2 separate regions of the Homo sapiens genome follow, and region 2 is linked to region 1. A link is a loop called in an ENCODE intact Hi-C map of the cell type or tissue named here. Cell type or tissue: IMR-90. All regions are shown on one strand.

Region 1 (2,500 bases):
ATGAATGAATGATTGAATGGAAGTGTGAATGGAAGCCCAAAGGAAGTGTGAAGTCCAGGGAGATTCTTCCTTCAGGTGCCTCCTTAAATAGGTGAAGTCTAGCATGTGGGAGAAGCCAAGTGCCTAGTCTGAGATGTAAACACATTTCCACAGTGTCTCCAACAGAGACATGCTCAGGTTAGGTCCAACCAGGTAGTCATTTTCTACCCATGCAAAAATGAGTGAAGCATTTTGTTTTCTCACCTATTGGTGATATATGCAGCTATCTTAGGCCCTACTGTGCAAGCATAGCTTGCAGTAGCTAGAAGATCTGCACCTGTTAATCACAAATATTTATACAGAGAAAGGTTGCCTTCTTCCTTGTTAGATGTATTATGTCACCTCAAATTCAAGCTCCTCTACTTACTGGCTGTGTGACTGTGGGGAAGGTGCTGGTCCTCTCTATCCTTCAGACTTCACTTTTCTAAAAGGAACGCAGTGGTAGTACTGACCTCAAAGGACATTTGTGGAGACAAACTGGGATCAGGCCTGGAGATCCCTTAGCACAGTGCCCACCATAAGCACTCAACACAAGCCAGCTGGTGCTCTAGAGCAGGGAGCCTGTAAGAAACAGCTGGGGGTCAGGTGCAGTGGCTCACGCCTATAATCCCAGCATTTAGGAAGCCAAAGTGGGCAGATCGCTTGAGCCCAGGAGTTCAAGACCAGCCTGGGAAACATGGCAAAACCCTGGCTGATGGCATACACCTGTAGTGCCAGCTACTCTGGAGGCTAAGGTTGGACGATGTCTTTAGTTTAGAAGGTAGAGGTTGCAGTCAGCCGAGATTGTGCCATTGCAATCCAGCCTGGGTAACAGAGAGTGAAGGGAGGAAAAGAGGAAGGGAGAAAGGCAGGGAAAGGAAGGGAAGGGAAGGAAAGGGAAGGAAAGAAAGGAAAGAAGGAAAGGAGGAAAGAAAGATGAGAAAGACAGAAAGATAAGAAGGCAAGAAAGCAAGCAAGAAAGAAAAGACAGACAGAAAGCCAGCCAGCCAAGAAAGAAAAGAAGGAAGGAAAGGAAAGAAAGGGAAGGGAAGGGAAGGGAAGGGAAGGGAAGGGAAGGGAAGGGAAGGGAGACAGAAAGAAAGGAAGAAAGAAAGAAAGAAAGAAAGAGAAAAAAAGAAAGAAGAGAAGAGAAGAAAAGAGAAAAGAAAAGGAAAGGAAAGGAAAGAGAAAAGGAAAGGAAAAAGAAAAAGAAAGAAGAAAGAAAAGGAAAGGAAAGGAAAATGGAAATGGAAAGGGAAAGGGAAAGAAAAGGAACGGAACGGAAAGGAAAGAGGAAAGGGGAAAGGGGAAGAAAAGAAAAGAAAGAAAGAGAAGGAAAGGAAAGGAAAGAAAGGAAAGAAGGAAAGGAGGAAAGAAAGACAAGCAAGACAGAAAGACAAGAAGGCAAGAAAGCAAGCAAGCAAGGAAGAAAGAAAAGACAGACAGAAAGCCAGCCAGCCAAGAAAGAAAAGAAGGAAGGAAAGGAAAGAAAGGGAAGGGAGGGGAGACAGAAAGGAAGGAAGGAAGGAAGGAAGGAAAGAAGGAAGAAAGAAAGAAAAGAGAAGAGAAGAAAAGAGAAAAGAAAAGGAAAGGAAAGAAAAGAGAAAAGGAAAGAAAAAAGAAAAAGAAAGAAGAAAGAAAGGAAAGGAAAGGAAAATGGAAATGGAAATGGAAAGGGAAAGGGAAAGAAAAGAAATGGAACGGAATGGAAAGGAAGGGAAAGGAAAGGGGAAAGGGGAAAGAGGAAAGGGGAAAGGGGAAAGGAGAAGAAGAGAAAAGAAAGAAAGAGAAGAAAAGGAAAGGAAAGCAAAAGAAAAGAGAAGAAAAGAAAAGGAAAGAAAACAGACAGCTGGGTTCCTCTTTGTCAGGACCACAGTATTCCATTCCCTGGGCAAAACTTTCCACAAGACACTTGGCTGAGCAGCATTTGAGCTGAGCTGGCACTAGTGTACCATGAGAAATATGCCACACACAAGCTAGGACACAGTGCAGTCTTGTTTTGCCTTCTCTGGCAATTCTGTTTCTTTCTTTCTTTCTTTTTTTGAGACAGAGTCTTGCTCTGTCGCCCAGGCTGGAGTGCAGTGGCACGATCTCAGCTCACTGCAACCTCCACCTCCTCAGTTGAAGCGATTCTTCTGCCTCAGCCTCCTGAGTAGCTGGGATAACAGGCGCCCGCCACCACACCCGGCTAAATTTTTTTTTGTTTTTAGTAGATACAGGGTTTCACCATGTTGGCCAGGCTGGTCTTGAACTCCTGGCTTCAGGTGATCCACCCACCTCGGCTTCCCAAAGTGCTGGGATTACAGGCGTGAGCCACCACACACGGCCTAGTTCCGTTTCTTTTAGCCTTACAAAGGGAAGAGGAGAGGTGCAATAACTACAATAATAATTAATAGAATTATATATTTTCTCCCTCAGAGTAATTTTAGGGAGAGCTGAGAAGACTGAGGAAGCACAATCATGGGTCTTTAAAAGCCTAGGA
Region 2 (2,500 bases), 670 kb before region 1:
TGCAGTGGCACAATCTCTGCTCACTGCAACCTCTACCTCCAGGGTTCAAGTGATTCTCATGTCTCAGCCTCCAAAGTAGCTGGGATTACAGGTGTGTGCCAACACTTCCAGCTAATTCTTGTATTTTTAGTAGAGACAGGGTTTTGCCGTGTTGCCCAGGATGGTCTCCAACTCCTGGCCTCAAGTGATCCATCCACCTTGGCTTCCCAAGGTGCTGGGATTACAGGCATGAGCCCCTGCTTAAAGCTGGTAGGAGTCTTTAAACTGGTTGGCATCAGCTGTTTTGCTGGAATTCGGGATCTGCTTAAGCAATTCTTAAACAAAAGCCTTATGATTCTAGCATCAGAAATCTCATCTATAGGAACAATGGGGATGCAAATGTACGTAGTGTTACTCAATTTTTGGTTTCAAGGAAGTGAGTCAAAAGCACAGCCTGATTAATGCTGATTATAACAATACTTCTGTCTAGAATTCTTGTTAACCCTGCAAGGACAGCTTTAGTAATTCTTGGCTGTGGGACCGTCCTGTGCATTGCAGGATATTTAGCAGAATCCCTGGCCTCCACCTACTAAATGCCAGGAGCCCACCCAGCTGCAACAACTAAAAACGTCTCTGAACGTTGCCAAATGTCCCCTGCAAAATCTCCCCTGGTTGAGAATCTCCACTTCAGGGCCTAAAAATATCTTCCTATTCAAAGTATCTTCTTTAATCAAATAACAGAGTTTCAGGAGGATTCCCACCTAATCATTATCAAATATTTACCAGGAAAGCTTTTGTTTCCCCCAGCAGTGACATAAATGAAGACAATTAAAGAACACTCCATATCTCTGTTCTGTAAATAAGCACATAAGTTATTTCTAGCCCTCCTGCCAAACATTACGTCCACCCAAGACGGGAGAGATCACTAACACGAGGGCAAACACCAAATCTCTCGATTCCCAAGTTGCAATTGTGAAGCACGCAGGCAGCCTCACTAGAGAGCGTCTCTGGATGTCTGTAGATCACTGCCGCCGCAGCAGCACAAGGTCACCGTTCCTGCAGCAATGCAGCAGGGTTCCCAGGCTCCCCGCTCGCTCGCTCCGCAGCCCCAAGCCTCCTGCAATATCCCCTCCCACCACCGGGCGGCAGGAGCATGCTTCCCAGCGCCCGGAGCCTTCGGGTCCACCCGCGAGGGAATGATGGGCCATCTCATCAGAGAGCTCTGCGGCCCAGCAACCCCGAACAAAGAACAGCGATAATGATCGTGCTAAATTGGAAGCTGTGGAATGGGATTCTCTTTACTTGGGCAATTATTAATAAATGAAAGCACATGAAAGACCAGGGAGAAAAGGAATCATTTAATTAAAAGTTGTAATGAAAATGAAGCCATTCCGGAAATAGAAATGATATTTATGTTGTTCCTATTTTACGTGACCCAGCTAGCTCCTATTTTCACGTAAAGCCGCTGGTCTCACTTGACAGGGCACAGACTAGTCATTCTCCATTACAGATACTTGGAGAGTTGAGTCACCCTAAAGACAGCAGCCTCTCTTACAACCTGCAGCACAGAAAGATGTGGCAAACGCTGCCTCTCCCCACCCACAGATCCAGGGCTTTCCTCTGGGGCTGGAGTGGGTATGGTTGCCTGGTATCCCCATGGAATGTGTCCCTTGCAGCACTGAGAGTGTCATGGGGCAGCTCCAAGCTGCACACGAAGGTCACAATAGCTAGCCATTCAGCCCCTCTCTCCTGGGATGAGTCCTTTTGCCCAGCAGTCACAGGATGTGGGTAGTTATGGGATTGTGAGAGAGAAGGTGAGACTGGAAGGCAATTGGTGGGAAATGCTGGGGAAAGAGTTTATCCATCTCTTAAGGAAGGCTTGCTCAATATGACCATTTGGGAAACAGCCTGGCAATATCCGTTGTCTAGACTCCTGATTTGTCCAGCAGAGCAGTGGGGCTCTGCAAGTCAGGCCACCATCAACTTTTCTAAGTCACCCCAGAATTCCAAAGGACCAATACACCTGCAAGGGATAGCCTGGCGCCAGGAACAGAACACACTCATGTGCTGATAACACAGAGAATGACAGATGGAGGGGCTGCACAAAGAAAGAGTGTGGATTGACACCTTGTTTTTCTTTTCACCAAAAAAAAAAAAATTAAAAATTAAAACACTGGGTAAGAATGAGATAGGATCTGCTCAGCCTGGTCATATACTCGCAGGAAACAATCAGCGTGAAAAATGTACATTGTCTCCTTGTGCTCAGAGCTTGCATCATTTTAATGGTTTGTACCAGATGAGTAGGAGCTGAGCTGTGTCATATCTTTGCTCTGCCTTTCATGTCTCCCAGGCGATGGTGAGCCAGACTGGAAGCCAGAGACAGGGGCTTCTGTGTCTCTTGTGCCTCCACCCATGTGCCTGATCCAGTCAACATGCTCAGCCTGCTTTAAACACACACACACACACACACACACACACACACAGAGAGAGAGAGAGAGAGAGAGAGAGAGAGAGAGAGACA

The links. Hi-C counts contacts between places; a loop is a spot of excess contacts. Peaks named below come from ENCODE experiments on the same cell type or tissue, not always from the same donor. Only the 100,000 strongest peaks of a DNase experiment are listed, where the experiment ranks them.
Region 2: it touches region 1 in a loop (9-fold over the local background); 3 of 110 quality-filtered maps call a loop at or near these places.

The regions. Positions count from the first base shown.
Region 1 is chr11:19,943,762-19,946,261 of GRCh38, reverse strand. All of the region lies in intron 8 of NAV2 (neuron navigator 2), which reads right to left. Among named protein-coding and RNA genes, the nearest start is that of NAV2-AS3, 36 kb to the left of the region's middle. In IMR-90, no CTCF peak of the experiment used is centred here; no DNase peak of the experiment used is centred here.
Region 2 is chr11:20,608,921-20,611,420 of GRCh38, reverse strand. All of the region lies in intron 5 of SLC6A5 (solute carrier family 6 member 5), which reads right to left. Among named protein-coding and RNA genes, the nearest start is that of SLC6A5, 11 kb to the right of the region's middle. RefSeq lists an enhancer at 942-1,011 and a silencer at 990-1,187. In IMR-90, a CTCF peak has its summit at 1,117; no DNase peak of the experiment used is centred here; H3K27me3 peaks cover 167 bases.